Linked DNA regions of Homo sapiens: region 2 is linked to region 1. Evidence: chromatin loops called from intact Hi-C (ENCODE). Cell type or tissue: CD4-positive, alpha-beta T cell. All regions are shown on one strand. Each heading gives the region's core, and the rest is flanking DNA. Links, peaks and the distances in the headings are about the cores only. Region 1 overlaps MBNL3 (muscleblind like splicing regulator 3). Region 2 has its middle 24 kb from the start of FIRRE.

Evidence for each region. Peaks named below come from ENCODE experiments on the same cell type or tissue, not always from the same donor. Only the 100,000 strongest peaks of a DNase experiment are listed, where the experiment ranks them.
Region 2: a loop joins it to region 1, with 3 times the contacts of the local background. A loop is called at or near these places in 2 of 110 quality-filtered maps.

Annotation. Positions count from the first base shown.
Region 1 is chrX:132,460,629-132,466,023 of GRCh38, reverse strand. All of the region lies in intron 1 of MBNL3 (muscleblind like splicing regulator 3), which reads left to right. Among named protein-coding and RNA genes, the nearest start is that of MBNL3, 26 kb to the left of the region's middle. In CD4-positive, alpha-beta T cell, for the core only: a CTCF peak has its summit at 2,394 (motif pointing right); no DNase peak of the experiment used is centred there.
Region 2 is chrX:131,851,709-131,857,103 of GRCh38, reverse strand. No RefSeq gene overlaps it. Among named protein-coding and RNA genes, the nearest start is that of FIRRE, 24 kb to the right of the region's middle. In CD4-positive, alpha-beta T cell, for the core only: CTCF peaks have their summits at 1,925, 2,129 and 2,330 (motif pointing left); a DNase peak (open chromatin) is centred at 2,333.

The sequences.
Region 1 (5,395 bases), core at 224-5,223:
AACTTAGGGACTTTTGTAGTATATGATGGGCTTGCAATATTAATCAAAATTATTTGTCATAGAAATTATCACAGTGAGAAAATTATTTTGGGACCAGAGTCAGCATCATAAATAAGTATCTGCTCTCAGTGAAAATACTTCCAAACTCATAGAGTTTGTTTGTGAGGTAAAAGAACACATAATATTAATCTTCTTAGTCTCTTTTTTCAAAGAAATATGATTGAAGAATTATTAGATATCTCACTGATAACAGTCTAAGGGAGCCTGTTCAGGAAATGTCTAAAATGAACTGGTGTCACCATTGAATGTTTACATGTACACCTTTTACTTTTTTATAAATATGCATTTGTATTTGGAGGGAAAATTATTTTTCTGTCATCAATATCATATATGCTTCAAAATACTTGTGCATTATTTAAAAATAGAAATGTGGACTAAAAGAAGAACGAAGATGAAGAACACTAACTTTTTAAGGTTCGATTTACCAGTGTAACTTTTAAAAAATATCAATAATACTTTGCTTATCATATGAGGATTTTCAAGTGCTGTGTGAATGTGAATGCTCACAATACCCTGTGCTATAATACAGAGAAGATAATATTATACAGATATAAATGTTACTTGTGTGTGCCAACAACCACATGTATTGTTTCCAGAATCATAGCTTTTAAAGTTAAGTTTAGCTTTGTACCATTCATAGTGTAATGAGCAACAAATATTCCAATTTATTTAAAAGTATTACCACTACCATAACAAAATAAATACATAGTAGCTTACAGCTTACAAGATGTGCCCTAGAGTTTTCTATGTTCAAATATGCACACACACAGTAATTTACCAGAGGTAAGCTTTTTGATAGCCTGTATATTAGAATCCTATATATGCTAATATATTTTTGAAAACCTACTATGTGCTTAGCACCAAAAAGTCTGTTTTACTTCCCTTTTTAAAAAGTTTTTATTATTTATTTATTTACTTTGAGATGGAGTCCTGCTCTGTCACCCAAGCTGTAGTGCAATGGAGCAATCTCAGCTCACTGCAACCTCTGCCTCCCGGGTTCAAGCGATTCTCCTGCCTCAGCCTCCCAAGTAGCTGGGATAACACATGCATGCCACCACGCCCAGCTAATTTTTTATTTGTATTTTTAGTAGAGATGAGGGTTTAACCATGTTGGCCAGGCTGGTCTCGAACTCCTGATCTCAAGTGATCCGTGTGCCTTGGCCTCCCAAAGTGCAGGATTACAGGTGTGAGCCACCGCACCGGCCAGATGGTTTTTAAAACAAGCTCTTCTTACCTCTCCTTAGCATATAAAATGTATTTGGATAGTCAATACAATAAGACTTTTGTGTGGTTACATCTTTAGTTGATACAGCACCATTCCACTTACCACTAATGGTCTTGCTGATTTTTCTATTGGCCCGAATAAGCTCGTAAAGAAATGGCATATGGAATTAATGTTTTTTTGGTGTTTTAAGTTTCACTTCTGAGTTCCCACCTAGATGTGAAAACCAAGAGCCCCTTCATTCTTTACTGTTATTTTATCAACCTTTGCAATTGTGAGGAGAAGATATTCTTGATTTTAACTTAGCATCATATTTATTTACATTGTATGATCATATTATTTCTTTTCACTGAGGGCTACTGATACATTTTCTCAGGTGCATTGAAATATTAATTAAGTAGAACCCAACTGTCTGAAACCCACAGTCGACAGAAGTTTTATTTGTATTTGATTATTAGGAAAAATTTGAATTTACCAAGGATTCAGTGTTAAGAAAAGTATAACCACGTTCTTTAGTAATGAGAGAAAGTTTTAATTCCGTTTACGATATGCTGTTTACCAAGACAAAAACAAGGACTTGTATTTTGAAATGGTTTCTATCAAAAGTGGTTTTTAGTAACCATGATTAAAAAATTAATTCCGTATTTTCATTAAATGAATCTATTTCACATTTCTACTGATTTCCAACAATATTGTGCTTTATCTTTTCATAAAACAGAGGAAGAAAATCTATTTTTCTCATACATCCATTTTTTATGTTCATAATCTCATGCCACATTATTCTCCCCTAACCCCTTAAAAATTGCAGACAAATTTTTTAGGGACAGTGATGGCTTAACCTTTTTTAACTTTGGCACATATACAGATCATGTTTGTTTGATAGATTATAAATGAGAAATTTATTTATTTCTAAATCTTACACAGTGATAGGAATTGCTATGCAATTGATTGAGTTCTAATAATCTGTATATCTTAAATACCACAGAATGAGAAAAAGCAGTCATTGAAAAGGCGTGGTTTTAGTAATTTCTTAACATTTTATGGGATACTTTTTTTTAAAATTGTGTGCGAAACTCCTTATTTTTAACTAGCCACTATGCTTGCAATTCTGTTATCTGCCACTAGGTGGTGCGTGGTTATAAGTTGTAACCATCTGGGCTTGCCGTGTGTGGATAACAATGAGAATAGGTTTATAGTACACAACTGAATTCGATTTTTTAATGAAAATTAATGATTAAAATGGTCAATGTAAATATTCCTTTTGTTTGTTTGTTTTTTGAGACGGAGTTTCGCTCTGTCACCCAGGCTGGAGTGCAGTGGTGTGATCTCGGCTCACTGCAAGCTCTGCCCCGCCCGGGTTCAAGCGATTCTCCTGCCTCAGCCTCCGGAGTAGCTGGGACTACAGGCGTGAGCCACCATGCCCAACTAATTTTTGTATTTTTAGTAGAGACGGGGTTTCACCATGTTGGTCAGGCTGGTCTTGAACTCCTGACCTCAGGTGATCCACCCACCTCAGCCTCCCAAAGTGCTGAGATTACAGGCATGAGCCACGGCGCCCCGCCTCAATATAAATATTCAATCAGCTTCCAAGTATAGTCAGATTGGTATGCATTTTTAAATAAATGAGAGTGCGTAATTATGAGTACTTTTCTTTCACCAAACTTTAAATGTTTTAAATCACCTCATGTGCTTTCTTTAGTTTTTCTTTAAAGGAGAACTTGATTCTTTACGTTATTCAAAATTTTTTTGTTTATTAAAAAGCTCTGGGCCCTATGCTTATGGACAACTTCCCGTGGCTCTTTGCTTATAGCTTTCTCTTCTATTGCCCTAGTTAATTGTTTTGCTACTAGTTCTAAGTGCCCTAAATAACTAAAGTCTGGTTTAGTTGGGTTTCAGGTGAAGTGTTAAGCTCTAGCAATTTTATATAGGAAAGAACTGTGTCACGTATTGAATACAGTGTGTGAGTAGTTTTAGCTCCTTTTTGACCATTAGACATAAGATTCCACACCTATGTCCAAAAATAACAACACACACACACACACACATGCATGCACACACACACACATAGTGCAGGTGTACTCACCCCTCCACACACACTGGTTTCTAACAGTATAGTATACATATGTGGACATGTGGCTGTGTCTTTCTTTGGTCTCTGAAAATGTCCTGCAGTGGTCTCTCTTCCACCAACTAGCTTCCAGCTTGTCACTCATTCTAACTTATGCTTTCTTGTGGACTTTGATGCTTGGATTGGTATAAAAACTAATTTGCATCAAATAGTGAAATTACCTGTGAACTTCTCTAGCAGATTCCCAGCAGTTTTACAGTCTGCTTTGCAAAAGGAGGCCAATAGTCTATTTCTACTGAATTTTTGAAAACATTTATTTCAACTTCCCATTCAAAAAAATAGAATGGTTTTTAAGTAGAGACATAGTTGCTTTAGTTCTTTGACCACATGTATTATCATGCCATGAAAATTGGGAGTTTAACTGTAAAGAGAAACAGGAGAGAGAGGGAGGTAGAGGGAGAGAGAGATTGAGATTGGGAAAGAGATTGAGATTTAAACTTTCTCCAAAATGTAGAACAAAATATTCAACTCCAGTTATCAGAACTGAGCTCTTGTGTTGGCTCTGTCACCCTTTGTGACTGTGTCATTTATCCTCTATAGTCCTATTGTCTTCTCTGAAAAATGAGGGAGTTGGCCTGTAGATCATCACTGCCCACATTGTGAGTCTGTAACTCAGGCTTTCATATTAAAGCAAAAATGTGGGGGAATGCATAGTTTCAGGTCTGCTTGCATTCATGATTGAACTACTCAACTTCCTATAAAAAGCACAGATTCTTATGTATAATAGAAATATGTAGGTTCATTATTTTTATTTTTATTTCTTGCATTTTCTGAATCATCTGCTATCAATGTAGTGCTTTGCACTTGGGATATCTTGTTAGATATACCATATTCCCATTCATGCTAAAGGAAAATAGGAACCTTGCAATGATTATTTTTTTGTTTACATAGATACAGTCATTGTGATCTACAAGAAATACTGCCATTGGATAAGAGAGTGCATTCTAAGAGGGCAAAGCTTGTCATTTTATATTCTTTTTAAATAAAAAAGCAAGTGAAATTCAGAACTTAATCATATGCTGCCTCTGATACTTTTGGGGTGTGAGATTATCTCCCCAACTAGATTATAAGCTCATTGAGAGAAGAAACTATCTTGTATGCATTTTGTGTCACCCAAAAGCCAAATGCAGTGCTATGTACCTAGAATACAGGTTAGAAATGCACTTCCTCTCTGATACTATAATAATAAGTTATTGACTCATGGTATCTTAGCCTTGTGTGGTCGTTTGGGGGTTTCTAGCCCAACTTCCCAGCCAGTGTGACAGAAATCCAGTGAAGAGGAGTGTACCACCCAGAAAAGCATTTCAAAACACTTTCGGAAAGCTCAAGCTGTGAGAAGGCTCTTCACTGTGTTGAGCTAAAGTGTATCTCTCTGTACCTTTTACCTGTAGATCTTTCTGGAAAAACAGAAAGCAAATGAACCACTTGTCTTTATTTTTTTCTTGTTCATCCGTGTTCATCTCCAGAATTTATCATTTTGTAAGTATTTATATAAGGACCTTGATGGCTTCAGAGCAAATACATAACAAATCATTTTTTAAAAATTGAGTCATTGCAGCCATAAAAAGGAACAAAATAATGTCTTTTGAAGCAACTTGGATGGAGCTGGAGGCCATGATTCTAAGTGAAGTAACTCAAGAATGCAAAACCAAATACCGTATGTTCTTACTTGTAAGTGGGAGCTAAGCTATGAGGACGCAAAGACATACAGAGTGATATAATGGATTTTGGGGACTCATGGTGGGAGATTGAGAGGCGAGAGTGAGGGATAAAAGACTACATATTGGGCACATGGTACACTTCTCGGGTAATGGGTGCACCAAAATCTCAGAATTCACCACTATAGAATTCATCCATGTAACCAAAAACCACTTGTACCTCAAAGGTTGTTGAAATAAAAAGTAATAATAATTTAAAAAATTGAGCCACTATAAAGTAATGGAATAAGGTTTGTCAGATTTCTATTTCTACACTGAATGAGATAA
Region 2 (5,395 bases), core at 308-5,307, 610 kb after region 1:
ATTTTTTAAAATTATATTCTTTTTAGAGACAGGGTCTCACTCTGTTGTCCAGGCAGGAGTGCAGAGGTGAAAACTTTTTTCGTTTGTTTGTTTGTTTGTTTGTTTTTTGAGACAGAGTCTTGTTCTGTCTCCCAGGCTGGAGTGTAGTGGCACGATCTCGGCTCACTGCAACCTCCACCTCCTGGGTTCAAGCAATTGTGCCTCAGCCTCCCGAGTAGCTGGGATTACAAACGCCCGCCACCACACCCAGCTCATTTTTTTGTATTTTTAGTAGAGGTGGTGTTTCACCATGTTGGTCAGGCTGGTATCGAACTCCTGACCTCAGGTGATCCGCCTGCCTCAGCCTCCCGAAGTGCTAGGACTATAGGCATGAGCCACTGTGCCTGGCTGTAGAAACTTTTTAAACCTAATTTCAGACCTACTAAAGAGTTGAAAGCACAGTACAAAAAATTTCCTCACTCCCTTCAACAAGTTTACCAAAAAGTTATTTTATTATATTTGCTTATCATTCTCTGTGTGTATTTATATATGTATTCATCTGCATATAGGTATAATAGTTTTCTGACCCACTGAAAGTAAGTTGCAAACACGGTAGTTTGTATTTCCTAAAAACATGATTATTCTCTTTCATAACCAAAGCACAATTACAAAAACCAAGAAATTAACATTAACATAGTACTATTAGCTTGTCTACAGACTTTATTCAAATCTTAATAGTTATCTCAATAATGTCTTCTATAGAAAAAGAAAATTCTGGCTCATGAGTCATATTCAATTGCCATGTCTCTTTAGTTTCTTTTAACCTGAAAAAAAATCATTCATTTTTCTTTATCTTTCGTGACCTTCACATTTATGAGGAGTGCATAACAGTTATTTTGCAGAATGTCCCTCAATTGGGGTTTGTCAGACATTTCCTCATGATTATTTTCAGGTTATGTGTTTTTGACGAGAATATCACAGAAATGACAAGTTCTTCACAATGCATTATATCAAGAGACAAAAAAAATGTCAATTTGTCCCTTTACCAGTGCTGTTAGCATTTGATGTGATCCTTTTGTTAAGATGGTGTCTGCCAGGTTTCCTCACTGTGAAGTTAAAGTTTTCCCCTTTGTAAATAATAAATATCTTGTGGTAGATACTTTGAGACTATGTAATTAATTGGTTACTCATCAAATGTTTATCCCCAGTTTTAGCATCTATTGTTAATTATTGCCTGAATCAATTATTGCCATGATGGCTGGAAATGGTGATTTTTTTATGTTCATTATTCTTTCTACATTCTTAGTTCATAGACCACTATAAGGAAGACTTTTTTCTCCTTTAAAATTTCTTCTTTATTTCAGTATAGTGCTTTCTTTTTTTCTATGAGTTATAATGTTACTGTCATAATTTATACTGATGTTCTAATTGTCCCTCGTTTGGTCATTGGTACACACTATAATCTGGTTTCTCTGTCCTTTTGACATGTATATACCATTCATTGGCCACTTTCTTATTTTCTGAACAACATGGTGTTCACAGTTCATCATGTACTTGTCTAGTCTCAGCTTTTTGATCAGCCATTTCTCCAAAGAATTGATTCCTCTTAGTGGAGAATACTTGATCTCAACTAAGAGCCGAGCACTAAACATGATTATTGCTACTGTGGTGTCACTGCTTCTAGGATCTCTGAGTAGACAGAATTAGAAAATATGTGCATGTATATACATGTATGCACATCAATATGTGTATATGTAAATGTATATATAAATGTATATGCATAATATATACATATACTTATCTCTTTCCATATCTATAATTGTGTCATTTTATCTGTGCATCTATCTGTTCATCTTAATCTATCACACCATGACTTCATACTAATACCTCTAACACCAATCTAACAAAACATGGTGCTAGTTAGTGTTCCCCCTTTAATATCTGATACACTTCGAAAATGGAAGAAAGGACAATGAATGCAGTCAGCCTCTAGAAGCTAGAAACAACAAGGAAATGGATTCTCTTCTAGAACCTTCAGAATGACTACCAAAACCTCAATTTTACCCATAAGATCCATTTCAGATTTCTGACCTCCAAAACTGTAAGATAATATATTTGCATTATTTTAAACCAACAAACAACTTGTGTTAGTAAGCTAGAGGTGATTTGTTACAACAACATAAGAAACTTACATAGGAGTATTATTTTAATTTTCTTCACCATCATAGCTTTTGGGGGTGGAGATTTCATCAGCAGAGTTTCTCTCTTTTTCTTTTTTTTCTTATAATAGCTTTATTTTTGCTTAATCATTTCATGAATTTGCAGTAGTTTATAACATTTGTAGTTCAAGGGCACCCTCTTCTGTTTGGTTGGCAGAGTAGAGTTTTATTTTTCAATGTTTTGCTTGGCATCTTTTTTTTTTTAACTTTTTGGTGGTAATAGGAGGGATTGTGTGTTCTGCATATTTGGGTTTTCTTTGTTTTGCAAAGTCCTATATTTTGCCCTTTTGCTTCCTTTCCTCTTCACTACCCAGTCTTCAAAGGGTACTTCTCCCATCTTTTTCACCTTCTTCTCTACCAGAAGTGACGACTTTTGGTCTTAGGGCACTTTTAAATTCTCTTCTTGTAGTAAAATGTTTGGTCTTCTAGGACATTTTCGGTACTTTCACACTTAGTATGACTTAGTCTTTGTGACAAATACTTTAGATTCATCTTGGGTGTGATGCTTCCCCACTTCTTTCTCCATGTAGTTTTTCCCAGATTGTCCTTGTTCTCTGTGAAGGAATGTGACAGGAGTGCTTGAGAGGTAGCTCACTGGGATTTGTTGAATTTTCTATTTACTGGTAACTTAAATAATAAATAACTTAAATTTACTCTATTTACTGGTAACTTAAATAAAGTTTGGGCATTGTCCATCTTCTAATTAAGTTGTGGATGTTGATTTTTGTCATTTTATCTGTCCTTTAAGCCCCTTCCTTGTCATAAGAACTCCAATCTACTAGCACTCTTATAGTAGATTTGCACTTAGGATAAATTTCTCTATCTAGTGGTGGTTTTAGATCAATTTTAGGCCTACTGCTGGCTCCTCTATTCTCTCTTCCAATCAGATTTCCCAGACTGTTTTCCATGAAGAAATGTGATAGGAGTCCTTACAAGAAAGTTCACGAGATTTGAAGCTTACTTTTCCAAGTACGGATTTCAAAGTTTGGATATTTTCTATGTTTTTAGTTATGCTATGGATGTGGATTTCTGTATATTCATTCGTTTTTCTTTTGTTATGTTTGAATTTTTAGAGGATATGTTGAGAGATTCAGATTTATGGCACTGTCGTTAACTGAGATACCCGTATAAAATTTAATTTTAGAGTAATTGCAACACTGATCCTACAACAACAAAAACAAATGCCAAAACAAACAAACTAACCCAAATCCTATAGACAAAACTCACTTATATTGACACAAAAAATTAAATGTTATTTTAAAAAACCGGTGGCAAAATAAAAGTATTTCATGATTAATCATATTATTCTAGGAATGCAAGGGTTTTTAATATTAGGAAAGCCTTTAAAATGATTTGTCATTTTAATAGAACCTCGTAAAAATTTATGATCCTTCTCATAAATGTAGAAGAAGAAAAAAAGCATTTGACATACCCAATGCCTATTTGTGTTAAGACACTCAATCATCAGAAATTGATAATAAAAACCCTTAACATAATTTTATCAATCATGTTCATATCTGAATGTTAAAGCCAGTACTAAAGTTAGAAAAAGCCTAAGATAATACATCAGGAATAATGGAGTTTACCCCAGGGATACAATATTTAGTATTTTCTCAGCTTTACTTACATATAATTGACAAATAACAAATTGTATATATTTGTTATTATACGATAATGAGAGAGAGAGAGAGAGAGACTTCTTTGTCACTCAGGCAGATGTGCAGTGGCGCAATCATGGCTCACTGCAGCCTGGACCACCCAGGTTCAGGTGTTCCTCCTGCCTCAGCCTCTGTAGATGGGACTACAGGCATGCACCACCACCACACCCGCCAATTTTTAAAAATTTTTTGTGGAGATGGGGTTCCACTAGGTTGCCCAGGCTGCTCTTGAACTCCTAGGCTCAAGCAATCCTCTTGCCTCAGCCTCCCAAAGTGCTGAGATTACAAGCATGAGCTCCTGCGCCTGGCCCAAACTGTGTATTTTTAAGGTATGAAGATTGACGTATTGATATTGAAATACATTGTGAAATGATCACAACAATCAAGCTAATTAATATGTCTGCCACCTCACATAGTCACCATTTTCTTTTCTATTTTATGGTGAGAACACTTCAGCTCTACCTTCTTAGGAAATATCAAGTATACAATACAGTGTTGTTAACTATAGTCACCATGCTGTACATCAGATCTCTAGAACTTATTCATCTTGTATAAATAAAATTTAATTTGGCATTTGAAAATGAATTATTGTAATTCACCACGTTAATAGACTTAATGAGAAAAACCATTTGTTCTCAATAGATGCAAAAAAAGCATTTGTCAAAATTTGGCAACAGTTCCCCCAACTCATGAGAAAACAAAAAAAACTCTCAGAAAACTCCCAAAAGGAAATATGAAAATCTTGTGCCTACCCTCCACGCAACACCAAAACCACCCTCTTTTTATAGTCCCTTTGAAATCATGTATTGCCGAACTTTTGTTTTAGGGCCTACACCCTTAGCAGACTCTGAGCCACTCGGGAGTTACCTCCCCTCCTTAATCCAGACACGGTATTTTATTCGTGAAGCAGTAAATGAGGCCATGCCTCTCCCTGTCGACACCTCCTTGTCCTCTCAACATAACTGTCTTGCAGGCACAGATGTGTTTATCTGCCAGCCCGACCCTCAATAAAAGCTACAACCGAAGTGGACAGGCCCGTACACTGTGATACTCAGCATGCCAACTGCAGTGAAAGCCCAAAGACTCCCGCACGGGGTCCATCACACCAGGGTCAAGCTCACCCCCAAGCCTACTCCTTCCTCCAAAACATTAACAGCGGGCAACACCCTCGGAGTCCCTGTGTATGAACTTAAACAGAGAAAAACAATCCTTAAAGGTAGGAGGAAGCCAAAGATGGCAAGAGGACAGATGGCCTCCACAACATATCATCGAATATTACGGACCTGCCACTTGAGCTGAGGATGGTTCATGGGGTTATCACATTCCCATATATATGCTAAGTAGAATAATTACACTACAGGTGGTTCTAGAGATAATCACTAACCAAACCGCCTCAGCCCTGGAAATGCTCGCGCAACAACAAAACCAAATGCTTGTGGCAATTTATCAAAACAGGCTAGCACTAGACTACTTATTAGCAGAAGAGGGTGGGGTCTGTGGTAAGTTTAATATCTCTAATTGCTGTCTTAACATAGACGA